Linked DNA regions of Mus musculus: region 1 is linked to region 2. Evidence: chromatin loops called from intact Hi-C (ENCODE). Cell type or tissue: left cerebral cortex. All regions are shown on one strand. Links, peaks and the distances in the headings refer to the core of each region. The heading gives the core; the rest is flanking DNA. Region 1 has its middle 16 kb from the start of Gm39353. Region 2 overlaps Itga11 (integrin alpha 11).

The links. Hi-C counts contacts between places; a loop is a spot of excess contacts. Peaks named below come from ENCODE experiments on the same cell type or tissue, not always from the same donor. Only the 100,000 strongest peaks of a DNase experiment are listed, where the experiment ranks them.
Region 1: a loop joins it to region 2, with 2.9 times the contacts of the local background. A loop is called at or near these places in 2 of 42 quality-filtered maps.

Annotation. Positions count from the first base shown.
Region 1 is chr9:62,629,108-62,637,438 of GRCm38, forward strand. No RefSeq gene overlaps it. Among named protein-coding and RNA genes, the nearest start is that of Gm39353, 16 kb to the right of the region's middle. In left cerebral cortex, for the core only: a CTCF peak has its summit at 3,920; DNase peaks (open chromatin) are centred at 1,699, 1,934 and 3,503; H3K27ac peaks cover 2,154 bases.
Region 2 is chr9:62,755,050-62,763,380 of GRCm38, forward strand. Itga11 (integrin alpha 11) reads left to right here. Exons shown (of 30, transcript NM_176922.5): 13 at 123-263; 14 at 521-724; 15 at 2,556-2,686; 16 at 5,239-5,405; 17 at 6,482-6,624; 18 at 7,758-7,868. Among named protein-coding and RNA genes, the nearest start is that of Fem1b, 52 kb to the right of the region's middle. In left cerebral cortex, for the core only: CTCF peaks have their summits at 3,415, 4,749 (motif pointing right) and 6,011 (motif pointing right); DNase peaks (open chromatin) are centred at 3,424 and 4,184; H3K27ac peaks cover 1,851 bases.

The sequences.
Region 1 (8,331 bases), core at 190-8,189, 130 kb before region 2:
CTGTTGTGTAGCTCCACAACACACACCTCCCCTTGACCAAGGCCAGCAAACCCCATGGAGCGCCATGCTGCAGGGTCCCTGTGCATAGTCTCTCTGTAGAGTAGAGCCCTGCGGGTCCAGGTCCTGAGGATGGTCACTATAGCACCTGTGACCTCCCGCGACAGGTGTGTTGGGTTCAGTCAGTGATCTTGTTAGGTGACTCTGTAGGCCTGAACCTGCCAGAGGGGTCAGAACCTCTCATCCAGCCCTCATCCTGCCCTCTCTGTCAACTGAGGGCTCCAGGTAAAAGAGCTTAACTGGTTAAGTCCCTCCTACTGGCAGCCTTGGATGGTGGGAAGCTGGTGTTTTATGGAGAAAGGGAAGTATGGATGGAACAAGGTGTGACATGCCCACAGGAAGTGAAAATTTGCTAGCAAGCTCTCCTAAAGTCATAAATGGGGAGTTTTATAGTTGCCATCTGGTCCATTTCCCTGCATTTGGCTTATCTCCCGCATCTGGACTATCTCTCTGCATCTGGTCCACTCCCTACATCTGCCTTATCTTGCTGCATCTGGTCTATCTCCCTCTTCTGAACCAACCCAAGCAGGTAGTCACCTATACGGTGTCCAACTTTGATGCCACGTCTTCTCAAAGCCCTCCCCTGGGGATGAGGAAATGGCTCAGTGAGGAAGGGGATGGCTGTGTAAGCGTGAGGGCCAGAGTTCAGATCCCCAGCACCTATGTGCAAGCCTGGCATAGCAGCTCATAGCTGTACCCCGTTTGGGGACAGGAGGGGACAGAGACCGGAGCATATCTAGAGTTCATTGGCCAGCCAATGTAGCCAATTGGTGAGCTCTGAGTTCACTGAGCTCATGTCTCAAAACATAAGGTAAAGAGCTTGCTAGACAGCTCAGTCTAAAGTCACAAGCACTGTGGCCCAGACAAGTGACTGGAGTTCAATTCTGGGAGTCTACATTATAGGAGACCCACACTTCCCATTCTCCAAAAACCACCAGCTTTCCACCATACAAAGCTGGTAGGAGGAGGAACTCAACCAATTCAGTGATTTGTCAAGTTGTCCTCTGACAAATACATGTACAAGCATACGCACCTGTGTTACATGTATGTGGGGGATACAGAGCAACAGAGGACATTAAACATGATCTCTGGCCTATACATGTGCAAATGCACACACACACACACACACACACACACACACACACACACACACACACACAGTTGTGGTATAAAAGAGAATGGACCCCATAAGCTCATATATTCGAATATCTGGTTCCTAGTTGGTGGACTTTTTAGAAAGGATTAGGAGGTGTGGCCTTGATGGAAGACGTGTGTTAAAAGCCTACACCAGGTCCAGTGTTAGTCTCTTTGCCTCCATCCCTCTTGTGGGTCAGATATAAGCATTTAGTTACTGCTCCAGCCCTGTGCCTTCCTACCTGGTACCATGCAAGCCGCCGTATTAAATGCTTTCTTTTATAAGCTGCTTTTGTTATGGTGTCTCTTCACAACAACAAAAGAGTAAAGCACACATACACACACACACACACACACACACACACACGTCTCTGGTTCTTCCCAAGTCAGAACTTCTACCCCATCTTTGAACTCCAGCGTCTGCCAAGTTCAGTATTCTCCAGGCGGCAGGAAAGCACGCCCCTGAGACATGGCAAACAGCCTGAGCAACAGAAGGCTTTCAGAGCAACCAGTTCTGCTTCCTCACACCAATGCATGACAAGCTCCATCCGTGCAGACAGGATCTCAAGAACATTTGGTTGAGGCCCCCACCCTCACCCCCCACTCCCACCCCCACCCCCATTCTGCAGAGAGGGAAGCAGGCTGGCAGGGAGGGCATGACTTCAGCCAACTCTCCTTACTCCTAGTGCCTGCGGAGACACGGGGCTCTGGGCAGTGAGGGTGGCTGTTTCCACAGGAAGGAGGCAGGCGTGAAGCTGGCAGGCTGAATGCTCAGCATCCTCACCAGCGGTGGCATCCAAGGTTCCTTGGTCGGAAGCTTCCTGTGGGGCTTCAATGCTGGCAATTGGAAGAAGTTTGACTCATGTGCCCTCTCTTCATGTTTCCTCCTTCCAAAAAATCTCAGCTAGTGGATATTTTTCTATTATAGGAACAAATCTGATTTTATGGTTTTTCTTTCCCTCTCGCCGGGATTCTATATTAGTTGTTCTTCTCACTGCTGTGGCCAAAATACCTGACAACGCAATTTAAGTATCATGATATTAACTTGAGACTTTGGGGACATAAGGCAGAAAGATATGACTTAGAGCGATGTGGTTATATGTCAAGTTGACAAAGGACAGTTTACTGGTTAGTGATTTTACATTTTATTTTATTGTTTATCCATGAGTGTCTGTCTGTGTCACCTCCCCCACCTCCTACTCCTCCCAGGACCATTCCTTCATCCCCCATGCTCCCTCCCAACTTCAAGTCCTTTTTTGCTTTTTTGCTAAACCCATTTGTGTTGCCCACATACATGTGGGTGTGGGGCCGTCCATTAAGAGACTGACCACATACCCTTAAAGGAAGCTCGCCCTCTCCCTCTCCCCCTCCCACTCCCCCTTCCCTTTTCCCTCTCCTGGTATCCATTAACTATCAATGTCTCCTAGGCTGGGAGTGGGGCTCCTGCTGGAATGTTGACTGGCTTGATCTTGCATGAGTCTTGTACAGTCAACCACAGCTGTTGTGAGTTCATGGCTACTGTGGTCCAGTCCTATCCAGAAGGCACTATTTCACCCCAACTGTCCTTGACATCTGGCACTTGCTATCTTTCAACATGCTCTCTGAGCCTCTAGAGGAGAGGGTATGATACAGATGTCCCATTTACAACCCAGATCCCCAGAGTCAATCTTTCTCTATACTTTGACCCGTTCTTTTACAGATGGGTAGGAGGTTTATCCCAGTTCCCCCTGAAGATGGAGAAAAACAAGGAAGAGGGTGGACCCAAGGTCTGCTCTCAGCTCCTGCTCTGTGGCTTGCCTTGGCTCTATGAGCCGAGCTTGTAGCCTTATTCATAAAAACAATGTTTACAGCCCCAGCCCAAAGTGCTGGTGGGAGGCTAACATGGAGCATGCGGGGGTGGGGGCAGGGAGGGGGACAGCATGATGGAAGAGAGTCTGCTTCCCAAAACCCTGCCCTTGTCCTGGACTGCTCTGAGACTCAGTTCTGAACCTTTACATTGCCCAGGGCAGCCAGTTGGTCTGCATTCAGGGGTCCTTCTCAGAGTTTAATGTTCTATGATTCCAAAACCATCAAAGGATAGGAGCAGCTGGAGAGCTCGGGTGTTATTCCTCACCGTAAATCAGCCAGGATGACTTCACTTCGCCTCCCTGGCATGCGTCAGGTTTTCCTTCTATGTAGAGAGGGGCCTGAACCCTGCCAACCCCACCAAGCCACACTGGCTGCACCCCCAGAGTCAATGGCTTTACCATCCACTGATGCAGCTCACCATCCCCGCCAAGCCACTTATGCAACCGTCTAGAGAAACAGACTGCAAATGAGCACAGCTAAAAATACTTCATCTTCATGTGTGGGGGGCTGGAGGGAGGGCTGTGGGAAGGTGGGTGACATTCCAAAGGCTCTGGGTGTTTATCTGAGCTGTACTAGGAATCTAGGAACACAGGAGTGTCAGCTCTGGTCACAGTTGTCCACCTCTCTGACAATGCTTCCTCCTTCCTCAGAAAGGTACCAGCCATGGTGTGACTGACAGTAGGATCCTAGCTCAGAAGGCCAGGCGCTGTCCTCTGACATGGAAGGAGCCTGCCCTCAGATGACCCAATGCACTTGAACGTGGGATCCCTTTGGTTCTAAGGAACCCACCTTATGAGCCAACCTCCAGGAGCCCAGACTGGCTGCCTTTCCTCAACAACCTCCAGGGGACAAGTGGCCCATCCTGCCCCTATTCGGTGGCCACAGCAAGCACTGCAGTGCCTCCTTGCCACTGTGCCTTCTCCTTTTGAGTTGAGAGTGTGACAGTTCCAAAGGTATGGCACCAAGTCACTCAGGAGCTTGTACAAAGGAGAAGAGCTCTCAAATCCACTCGCCCCACACCTTTACATCCTCTTAGGCACATTACTTTCCCTGAATGGCTGGCTGCAGATTAAGTGCTTATAGGGTGCTCAGTCACAAGTGGGGCACCTATGTCACACCCTTCCCCAGGCTCAGGGGCCATCTCAGACTGTACGAGCCTGCTGTCAAGGAGGGCTGGAGCAGAACAGTGTCTTCTGGACATGGCAGGAAGCTGCGCTCACGGACTCAAGGTGGCCGCGGTTGCCTGTATTTGACCTGCACAAGAGCAAGCCCGTGCGCCACCACTGTTCGGCTGGGTTTTTTTTTTTTTTGTTTGTTTTTTGTTTTGTTTTGTTTTGTTTTTGTTTTTTTTTAAAGCACACAAAAGTGGAAGAGGGTGAGAGAAAAGTTAAGGGGAGGGAAAAGAAGGGTGAATGTGATCAAAATACATTGTATCCATGGAAGGGTGAATAAGATCAAAATACATTGTTTCTATGAAATTCTTGAAAACTAAATAAAAATATCTTCCTTTTGAAAAAAGAAACTGCTTAGAGAATTCTTAGAGTGCTCAGTACCCCTGTTGTCAAACTACAAGCCTCTTATAAGATATGTTTTTCTTATGCCCTATCCCAACCACATCACATAATTAAAAATGGAAGTTGTAGGGTCTCAGGAGATGGCTTAGCTGTGAAAGCACTTGCCTGGCAAACTTGACAGCCCAAGTTCACCCTGTAACCAGCATAGAGCTTGATGCTCATCCAGAGCATAACAGAGAAAGGATGGTGCTCACCTGAGCTCCCAACACTCCTGCTACCGTGTGGGAGGCAGAGACAAGAGAATCAGCTGGAAGCTTGAGGGCCAATCAGCTTGGAGTGTGCTAAACAAGATCGACCCTGCCTCAAAAAAAAAAAAAAAAAAAAAAAAAACAAGGTGAAAGGTGAGAGCTAACTCCTGAAAGGTGTCCTCTGATTGGCATGCAAATACCATGACACATGTGTGTCCCACCTCCTGCCGGCTGCCTCTCTCTCTCTCTCTCTCTCTCTCTCTCTCTCTCTCTCTCACACACACACACACACACACACACACACACACACACAGAGAGAGAGAGAGAGAGAGAGAGAGAGAGAGAGAGAGAGAAGCACACAGAAGAGAGGGGGAGGGAGGGAGAGAGGGAGGGAGGGAGAGAGGGGATATTTATTTTTTAAGTTTTGTGGGGCTTGGGGATGTAGTTCAGTGGTACAGTGCTTGCATACATGAAGCTCTGAGTTCTATCCCCAGCACCATAGAAATCAGACATAGAGGTGCATGCTTACAATCCCAGCATTTGGAACAAACAGGCAGAAGGATCCGGAGTTCAAGGTCATCCTCAGCTACACAGTAAGTATGAGCCAGCCTGGGCTACATGAGGTCTTAGATAGAGAGATAGATAGATAGATAGATAGATAGATGAGTGGGTGGGTGGGTGGATGGATGGATGGATGGATGGATGGATGGGTTATTCTACCTACCATAAGACCCAAATTACTGCTTGGGCAGTTAGATGCCCTTAAGGTCCTCTCCTTTAGGTCTTTTCCATTCTAATCTCCATGACTCTACAGGAAAGGAACATAGATTTGTATGATCTGTCCGTGCACAATCATGTGGTGAGACTGAAGGCATTACCACACCTATCTCAGAGGTCATGAAGCAGTCTCAGCGGAGTTACAGGAAATAAAGTTCTCTAATTTTTCAGGTGCCAGGAGCAGAAACTTTGTACTGGCTAGTTTTGTGTCAACTTGACACAGCTGGAGTTACCACAGAGAAAGGAGCTTCAGTTGAGGAAATGCCTCCATGAGATACAACTGTAAGGCATTTTCTCAATTAGTGATCAAGGGGGAAGGGCCCTTTGTGGGTGAGACCATCTCTGGACTGGCTGTCTTGGATTCTATAAGAGAGCAGGCTGAGCAAGCCAGAGGAGGCAAGCTAGTAAGGAACATCCCTCCATGGCCTGTGCATCAGCTCCTGCTTCCTGACCTGCCTGAGTTCCAGTCCTGACTTCCTTTGGTGATGAACAGCAGCATGGAAGTGTAAGCCAAATAAACCCTTTCTTTCCCAGCTTGCTTCTTGGTCATGATGTTTGTGCAGGAATAGAGACCCTGACTAAGGCAAACTTCATTCAAATTAGATTAAATAAAAAAGGATACTCCAAGGCTGGCTTCAGGTCTGGCTGGACCCAGAAGTTCTAACAGTCAGGTTACTGCTTCTTCCATTAGCTGGGGAAGACATCAGCAATTTCCAAACTACAGTGTGTATGTGTATTTACATGTCTGTATGTCTATTTTTGTGTGTGTTTGTGAATGTATGTTTGTGTGTATATGTGTGTAATCATGTGAGTGTATTTGTGTGTGTGTCTATAAGTGTGTGTACAAGTGTATGAATGTATGTAAGAGTATGATTGTGTATCTGTGTATATGTGTGTGTACAAGTATATGTGAGTGTATGGTTGTGTTTGTGCTGTGTGTGTGTGTGTGTGTGTGTGTGTGTGTGTGTGTGTGTGTAGGCCAGATGATAACCTTGGATGTGGTTTCTCAGGACATCATCTGCTATGGTATTTGGAAACAGGGTTTCTCACTGGCTTCAATGCCATGGCTAAGCTGGCTGACCTTTGATCCCCCGGAATTTGCTTGTCTCTGCCTCCATAGTGCTGAGATTGTAAGCATGTGCCGTCATGCCTAGGATTCTTAGGTAGGTTCTGGGAGTCAAGCCCGGGTGCTCACGCTTGAAAGGACCACACTTTACTGAATGATCCATCTCTTCAGTCTTCCAAATCACTCTTCAAATGTAAGGCCACAGAAGAAAACAGATTGCCCTTTCTGATAGCTCTTGAGAAAGTAGGAAGTGGAAGCTTAAATAAGGCTGTCATTATCTGCCTGCTACCATCCATACTGGGGTGGCAAGTCCCTGAATAGTCAGAGCTTGACATAGTGCTCACACATGGACAGCAAGGACAAATTGGCCCATCTGTAACAGCAGAGGAATGGAAAAGGTTAGGCCAAAGGACTGAGTTACAAGTGAACTGCCAAAGGCCAGTGGCTTAGTAAATGGGAAAGTTGAGGTTCAACAGAGGTCCTGGTTCCATTAAGACACACTGGGGTCCATAGCTCCCAGTCAGTACTAGAAGCTATGACCATAGGCAACACTTGCAACCATGGCAGATTTTTTTAAAAGTTTTATTGCATTATGATATGGAAAGATAATAATTTCAATTTATCTGATTTTGTTAACATTTAAAAGCATATTTTGAGTAAATAGATTTACATCACATTCTTCTTTCCCTTTTACAGAAGCTCTTATTAAGCCAGCATGGAGTCTTTGCCTTTTAAATTACCTTACTCAACACTGTCTTGATCCAGGAACTGTGAGATGAGAAGATTAATGTGCAGCTGTGAAAAATAACACGAAGACATCCCACTGTAGCAGTTGCTCAGCTTCCCAGCACTACCGTCCTGAATTACTATAGTAGGACATCACAGCTGCCATCCTGTATGGTCATAGTAGGACATCACAGCTGCCATCCTCTATAATCATAGTAGGACATCACAGCTGCCATCCTGTGTGGTCATAGTAGGACATCACACCTACCATCTGTATAATCATAGTTGGACATCACAGCTACCATCTGTATAGTCATAGTAGGACATCACAGCTACCATCTGTATAATCATAGTAGGACATCACAGCTACCATTCTGTATGGTCATAGTAGGACATCACACCTACCATCTGTATAATCATAGTTGGACATCACAGCTACCATCTGTATAATCATAGTAGGACATCACACCTACCATCCTGTATAGTCATAGCAGAACATCACAGCTACCATCTGTTTTATTATAGTAAGACATCTCAAGCAGGATTCTGGCATTGTATGGTTAAGATATAGGATATGTCCATCTGCAAGAATCTCACACAATGTATGCCCTTTATAGACATATCATCTCCTTTCTTGTCCCCATTATCTCCTGGACAGAGTCTCCATTTCTATTCTCTGTCATTTGAAGAATGCTGTAATTGGGACCATTCACTGTATCACCTTCCGTATTGACAAGTGTCTTGACTTCTTCCACTCAACATCACTCTCCGGAGATTCAGCCACTTGTCTCGTGTAGCCGTCCTTACTTCTTTTTTGTGGTTAAGTAGTAATCCATGATATGGATGTACCACAGTTTACTTAACCTTGCTCCTGATAGAGGATGCCTAGGCCGTGTCTAGTTTGGAGTTATTACAAATAAAACTGTACTAAATATCCACATACAGCTTGTGAGTGGAATGC
Region 2 (8,331 bases), core at 30-8,029:
TGCCATTATAATATTTCTGGGTTTTGTCACTAGAACGTATTGCTGCTCAGAAGAATAAATAAACACAATTAAAGTTAAGTATTGGGGACCCCGCTCCATCCTTCTCCCATGGTGTGCCGCAGATAGGCTCCTACTTTGGGAGTGAGATTACCTCAGTGGACGTCAATGATGACAGAGTGACAGATGTGCTGCTGGTGGGTGCACCCATGTACTTCAGCGAGGGCCGAGAGCGAGGCAAGGTGTATGTCTACAACCTGAGACAGGTACTGTGGCCGGGAGGGTCCAGCCAGCTCTTCGGGGCATCAGAGCCCTGCTCTGACTTGGTTAACCTCAAGGGAACCCAGGTTCCTGGGAGGGCGGGTACCACCTGCAGGAGCCAGCTGGGACGGGCAGAAGCCTCTCTGCCCAGAGCTCTAGTATCTGGGCTCCTGTCATCAGGATGGGTTCTGGAAGATGGAATGGAGAGAGTCCACTTGGTACAGGCTGTTCCTCAGCCTCTCCCTGGCCTTGGTTTTTACAGAACCGGTTTGTTTATAATGGCACTCTGAAGGATTCCCACAGCTACCAGAACGCCCGGTTCGGGTCCTGCATCGCCTCTGTTCAAGACCTCAACCAAGATTCCTACAATGATGTGGTGGTGGGGGCCCCTCTGGAGGACAGCCACAGAGGGGCCATCTACATCTTCCATGGCTTCCAAACCAATATCCTGAAGAAGCCCATGCAGGTGGGGCTCTGTGGTGGGGAGACCGGGTAGAGCAGAAAGCAGGAGAGTCTGAGCAGCGCCCATGAACTCCTGTGCTTCTGTTTCCTGTCATGGCCTCCTACAGGAAGGATCCTGCCTGTCCTATCTCCCATGGAAATATTGCTATGGGTGCATTGTATGTCTAGCACTTCCCTATCCTGTCCTCATACACACCTTTATCTTTTCCACATCAGTCCAGATGAAAATCCCAGGCACCAAACATCACTACCCCGACAGGAACCGCTGGGCCTGGACCGCTCCTACCTGGGTTCCATTTTTACTACAAAGAGATCTTTCGAGTCTCAGCTTCTCATCCAACACAAATTTGCCAACACTTTTTAAAATTTCTTTTCTCTTTAAAGAAAAAGAAATTCTATAGACAGATGTTTCCCCTGCATTGCATGTGTTTGTAGTGCCCAAGGAGGTCAGGAGAACATTGACTTCCTCAGAACTGGAGTGATAAACCATTGTGAGCCAGGAATCATACCTAGGTCCTCTGCAAGGGCCCAGTACTTTTTGGGTTTGGTTTTGTTTTAGATTTATTTATTTTATGTATGAGTGATGTCTAAATGAATGCATGTGCCTGGTGCCCATGGGGGTGTTAGATTCCATGCAACTGGAGTTAGAAATGGCTATGGACTGTCATCTGAAAGATGGCTATGAAGTGCCATGTAGGTGCTGGAAATCAAATCTAGGTTCTCTGTCAGAAGAGCAAGTGTTCTAACCACTAAGCCATCCCTCCAACTCCACTTTCTCTCTTTTTCTGTTCTCTGTTTTCTTTTTTCTGTGTGTGTGTGTGTGTGTGTGTGTGTGTGTATGTGTGTGTGTGTGTGTGTGTGTGTGTGTGTGTGTGTATGTGTGCGCGCAGGAATGGAGTTTTTTGTTGTTTGTTTGTTTGTTTGAAGAAAGGTTGACTTACATGGCCCTTGCTGTCCTCAAACAGAGATCCACCTACCACCTCTGTACACACACACACACACACACACACACACACATCTCTCACACATACATGTCTGTTTTGTTTTGGGAACCCCGACTAATATTACCCAGGGCCAACTGTGTGACCATGGGAACTACATGTTGGAGCCTGGTGGTTCAACAGTGGATATGCAACTAAAAGACAATGAGTCCCTCTTTCCAAGAATCTATCAGTAGATAATAGTGCAGTGATAAAGGGTAGGCCCCTGAGACACCCCCCACACACACACATTCCCTGGCTGGTTGTTGTTAGAGCCCAGTGTAGGTACCTACAGTTGTGAGCTAATGATCTAAATGGTTGTATCTAGTCTCGAGAATTTGCCTACACATTTTATTAGTAAGGTAATCAAATAAATACACCCAGGTCAGAGATGACAGGGGATTTGTTATCTGCCAGGTAGTATACATTGACATGGAACAAGTACTTTATTTTATTTTTTACGGTGCTGAGGATCAGTGTTAGGGTCTTGCACCTTCCAGGTAAACACCACGCCACTCAGTTTCACCTTCAAGCCCTTGGTTGTTTTTTGTTTGTTTTGTTTGTTTTGTTTTGTTTTGTTTTGTTTTTGTTTTTGTTTTGTTTTTTGAGGCAAGGCCATGCCAGTCTTGAATTCATGATCAGAAATTTCTACCTCTAAAGTACTGGGATTGTAAGTGTGAGCCATCAAGCCTTGTTGGGTTATATTTTGAGACACATTTTCATCCAAAACAGTGACTTTAAAGGTAAGGATTTCCCAGGTGCCTCATCAGAGTCTCAGAGCTCAGGATTATGTCTGTCCCCGCTGGAGCTAACCTGGCTCACAGTACACACACCCTTTCTCTCTTGTCCCTGCAGAGAATAACAGCCTCGGAGCTGGCTCCTGGCCTGCAGCATTTTGGCTGCAGCATCCACGGACAACTGGACCTCAATGAGGATGGGCTTGTGGACCTAGCAGTGGGCGCCCTGGGCAACGCTGTGGTTTTGTGGTTGGTTCCCTACTTTTTCTAACTGGAGGGCTCTCCTGAGGGTTAACTGAATAGAGGGTTCCAAAGGTCTGCTGCAGGGTCTCTGCCTCTTGATTCTGACTACTGTCACCCAAATGAACCCTGAGCCCCTCCCAGCCCGTGTGGTCCTGGAGTCCTACTCTCTATCCTCGGTGGAGTTCTAAGACTGGAGATCACTTTCTGTTTCCAACCCTCAGAATTTTTCCTGAGCCCTGCTCCCTGCAGCTTCTGTCCCACTCCTGCCTCCCAGGCTACTTAGAGAACTTATTGAGCCCCTCCTAGAAGCATTCTCCTCCCCTCCTGTGCGGGAGAATGGATGTGGATTAGGGGGTTTCTTTCTCCCAACCCCTGGGTCTCATTTCCTTCTCATGTGTGGTTCCATATCAGTGTTTGAGAAAAGCCTATGCATCTTCTTGTGTGCTGCTACTTTTAGATGTAGTCCTGGTTAGCCTGGAACTCACTATGTAGACACGGCTGGTCTCGATCGAGCTCACAGAGATCTACCTGCCTCTGCTGAGATTAAAGACTGGCTGATTGGAGCTTTTTAAATATATGTTGCTGAGATTAAAGTCATCATTTAGGTTTTCTGCATTAACTTAAAAAGTGAAGAAGAAAGAAAAAGCAGCCAACTTTCCGTCACTCAGTGCTACTTTCAGGTCCTCCTGGCTGCACTTCCAGTCTTTCCCACTCAATTGTGCTCTGTGTATCTCCCACTCAACTTCACTCCAGAGCTCATTAGCCTTGCAGAGCCTGTGCCAACTGACTGCATCTGACTCTGAGCTGTAAAAGATGTCTGCAGGTGGTAGTGGTGCACGCAGATTAAAACTTGAGACACAGCTTTAGAGCATGTTCGTGTCTCGCTCAGTCTAGTGTGACCTGGGGTGCAGCCTGGGCATGGAGGCCTTTTCTGTTCCTTTGTAAACTCACTCTGAAGCCAAGGATGGCTGGAACTTCTGGTCCTCCTGCCTTTGTCTCCCCACCTCACCTTGTTTATTTGGTGCTGGATATCAAGAGCTTCCTGCACACCAGGCAAGCACTCTACCAACCGAGACTCTGTACCCAGCGTGGGGTTTGTTTCGCTCTCTTGCTTTTCTCTTTGCTTCGCTCAACTGTTCCTTCCAGATCTGGACCAGAAGGTTGCTCTTCAGTGATAGGTTCTGAGAGAGAGAGAACAAGATAAGGCAGGGGATCAGAAAATAAGGAGACAGGGAAGTTTGGGGTTGGGAGGTCTTGCACAAATGATATCTTTGTCAAGTGTCTTAGTTAGGGTTTTACTGCTGTGAACAGACAGCACGACCAAGGCAACTCTTATAAGGACAACATTTAATTGGGGCTGGTTTACAGGTTCAGAGGCTCAGTCCATTATCATCAAGGTGGGAGCACAGCAGTGTCCAGGCAGGCGTGGTGCTGGAAGAGTGGAGGAGCAGAGAGTTCCACTGTTTGTTCCAAAGGCAGTTAGGAGAAGACTGACTTCCAGGCAGCTAGGACACGAGAGTATTAAAGCCCACACCCACAGTGACACATCTACTCCAAAGAGGCCACATTTCCTACGAGTGCCGTTCCCTAGCCCAAGTACATACAAACCATCACACCAAGCAAGCTTATTTGGAAATATAGTGTTTTATATACTATTTTCAGGGAGAGATATGGAACAAAGTCATAAGGAACCATCATAAATGGGATGCATTCAGCGGGAAGCTGACCAAGCAAAGCTGCACAAAGGGAACGCTGGGTATCTCCAGAGCATCGCAGCACACAGCAGCCTAGGGACTGTTGACTCCAGTCTCTTCACGGGGAACAGCCAAGTTCCCAGGAACTGAAACCTTAACTCCTTCAAAGCTCTGGCCTCAGCCCCAGGCTGGCCTTGCCAAGTCTGCTCCTGAGCACAGGCACAGAGCTAGCCTTCTATCCTCTCAGGGGGGCTCTGAGAAAGCCTGGGTCAGTCCAGCTCCCAATACTTTCTTTCTTCTTTCTAATTCTTACTTTATGAATGTTTTGTCTGCACATCTGTCTGTGTACCACGTGCATCCTGATGCCCATGACGGCCAGAAGAGGGTGCCAGATCCTCCTAGAACTGTAGTTACAGGTGGTTGTGAGCTGCCACATATGTTGGCTCTGGAAAACAAATCCAGGTCTCTCTGAAAATGCACCCCTGAGCTATCTCCCCAGCCCCTCCCTCTAGTGGATTCAAGTATAAATCGGGCCTGCCAGGAAGGATGAAGGGAAGGCAGGAGTCCTCACCAGGAGATCAGGCTGTGCAGATCCCTGACCCTTTTCTCTCTCTCTCTCTCTCTCTCTCTCTCTCTCTCTCTCTCTCTCTCTCTCTCTCCCTCCCTCCCTCCCTCCCTCCCTCCCTCCCTCCCTCCCTCCCTCTCTTGTAGCTTCCTGAACTCTCTCTGTCCCGGCCATCACACTGCACCCTCTAGGCAGGTTTTATAGACTCCACTCCTGTCTGGATCTGTACCTCAGCCCCAGGGTTCCAGCCCCAGTCAGAACTCCAGCCCTGCCCTAGTTCACCTGCCTTTCTGTTCCAGGGCCCGCCCTGTAGTTCAAATCAACGCCAGCCTCCACTTTGAGCCTTCCAAGATCAACATCTTCCACAAGGACTGCAAGCGCAATGGCAGGGATGCCACCTGCCTGGCCGCCTTCCTCTGCTTCATACCCATCTTCCTGGCACCCCACTTCCAAACAGCAACCGTCGGTAAACAAGCCTCCCTAGGCGGTCAGCCAAGCTCCAGTCTCTCTGTGGGCCTCGAGATTGTTCTAGTTCTCAGTCTGGGGCTTTTCCAAAATGGGGTCTGAGTACCAGGTCACATCCTGAGACACCTTTGATGCCTGCTGGAGTCTCCTCTGATGCTCTCCTTTCAAGGGATTCCTGGCAGGGTCAAGAGTGGTAGTGGGCAGGGCTGATGGGAAAGGGCAGGGACAAAAGAACATCCCTTGGTTTTGAATGGGATGCAAAAGGCAGGCAGTAGAGTACAGAGAGGAGGCCAGGAGTCAGCCAGACTCAGGGAACCAACCTCGAGCCAGCCATGGGGTGAGCTGGGAACACAGTGTGTCACAGCTGCCATCAGGGAAGGGTCCTCTCCTTTTACCTCAGACTGGATTCAGGCACCCACTTCCTGGACCAGGCATCCCTGGAAGTGATGGATGCATTGGTGACCACAGGTCATGTCCCCTTCAGTGATGAGGCACAAGACCAAAGAGAAGTGGTGGGCAGAGGGCATAAGAGGACATGTCCCAGTCTAGTGGCTGTGTACTTTTCCTGCATGTTCCATCTGTAACAGGACACGAATTCAAAGACACAGCCACCAGAGGGCTGCATGGGGAACAGAAGGCACTTGGCCATTCTGTCAAACTTCTGTAAGCTAAAAGGAGGAAGGCTGAGGGCCTTAAGCCACAGAACACAGACAAGAACCTGAGAAGCATCCTCAGTATGAGTGAAGCCCCCAGGAGAAGGCCCAGAGCAACAGCGTGAGGCAGGGTGTCGGAGGAGAGCTGAGGAGGTCATTTGTGGGCAGAGCTGAGCAACACTGGCCTCACCCCAGTCCCTGTCCTTCTCCCAAGGCTTGTGTCCCTCTTCTGTCCTCCCTCCCTGCCTCTCACACATCTCCTCCTCTTCAGCCCCTTCTTCCTTACCACAGTTCTTGCTCCCATCGTGGAAGCTTCTGGTTCCCAGCTGCCTGTGAGGGATGGGGCTAGCCCAGAGGCTAAGCAGGTCGACAGTCTAGGATGTGGAGGAAGCCCAGCTTGGTCTTGCCTTCTCCCCACTTCCAGGCATCAGGTACAATGCAACCATGGATGAGAGGCGGTATATGCCGCGGGCACATCTGGACGAGGGCGGAGACCAGTTCACCAACAGAGCCGTCCTGCTCTCCTCTGGCCAGGAACACTGTCAAAGGATCAACTTCCATGTCCTGGTGAGCCCAGGAGCCCATGAGCAGGCCCTAAGCCCTACAAGAAGGGTACAGAGTAGAGAGACATCTGTAGAAGTGAGAGCCTCATGGGCATCAGGCTACTCCTGAGCCCTCCGTGGGTAGCCAGGAAGCAGCATGGCTCACCTTGGCCTCGGGCCCCAGATCAAAGTCCTCATGACTCTCCTACCCACCTGCCTTCCCAGCTGTTCCTCCCTAGAAGGAATGAAACCAGGGAAGTGAGAGCTATTTGAGAAGATGAGGGGAGCACCACCCATGGCTAGAAAGGGCAGAGCAACAGAGTGGACTGAAGACTGCATGAAGCAGGCAGAGGTGTGGACACATGGGACAGTAGCATCCCAAGAGAGGTGGTGGTCTAGTGCCCATCAATGAATGAGAAATACCAAGTGTGCTGACCACAGCTCTAGAGCACGGAAGATTTTAGGCAGCTTGGAGCTCCCCAGTCACTTGTCATCCATAGTCAGGACTAACTGAATCACATGTTCCTTCTTTCCTTCCTCATTCATTCATTCATACATTCATTAATTCATACATTCATTCATTCATACATTCAACATTATAAGGCCATACCTCAATGGCGAGGCTACACCTAGAGGTTTCTAGACTCTTCCTTGCTAGGAAAGAAAGACACACAGGTAGATTTTTTAGCAAAGTGTGGTAGTCCCAGCACTCAGGAGGTTGAAGCAGGAAGCTTATGTTCGGGGCCAGCCTGGGATACACACACACACACACACACACACACACACACAAAACAGAAAGAAAAGGATACTTAAGTGGTTTCAATAACATGGGAAGAAACTGAAGTCACAAATCTGGAGGGAGGAAGATGCCTGCCAGGCCTCCTGAAGGACAGAGTTATCTGCTCCATGAGGGTTGGACTTTGAAGGGTAAACAGGAGTGTGGTGAAACTTCAGGATGCCAAACTGGCATTTGATTTTCTACCTGGCACATATTTCTCACCTGCAGACCTTGGCAGAACCATTATCCACATGGGGACTTACCCTGAGGGCCACAGGCTGCTGTCCTCCAGCCTAGAGGGGTGGAAGTTCTATGTCTGCAGTCTTGGCCCAAGAAATTGTAGTCCCTCCTCTCTGAACTCTGTCCTCCTCTCCCCACAGGACACTGCAGACTACGTGAAGCCAGTGGCCTTCTCCGTGGAGTACTCCCTAGAGGACCCTGACAACGGCCCCATGCTGGACAACGGCTGGCCCACTACGCTCAGAGTGTCGGTGAGTCCTGCCCCTCTGCCACCCTGACTCCAGACCTGTGATGAGAATGGCTGAGCCCTTTCTTCCCTCACCCCTCTGCCTCCTGTCCCCAGAGACCCACAGCTAGTAACAGCAGGACAAGACTCCTTTGTTGGATTCCCATGTCCTCCTCACATGGAGGCACTAAGTGGCCCCTGGGGTAAATGAGATGCCCAGAAGGGACCTGTGACCCCATGGCCTCTGGTTTGGTTTTTTTTGTTTTGTTTTGTTTTTTGGTTTTTCGAGACAGGGTCTCTGGTAGTCCTGGCTGTCCTGGAACTCACCAGGCTGGCCTCGAACTCAGAAATCCGCCTGCCTCTGCCTCCCAAATGCTGGGATTAAAGGCATGCGCCACCACGCCCAGCTATGATCTCTGGTTCTTACCTCCCTAAGTTTTCAGAAAAGGACTGCTTTGAGCTTGCTCTTGAGTTTGCTCCGTATCTAA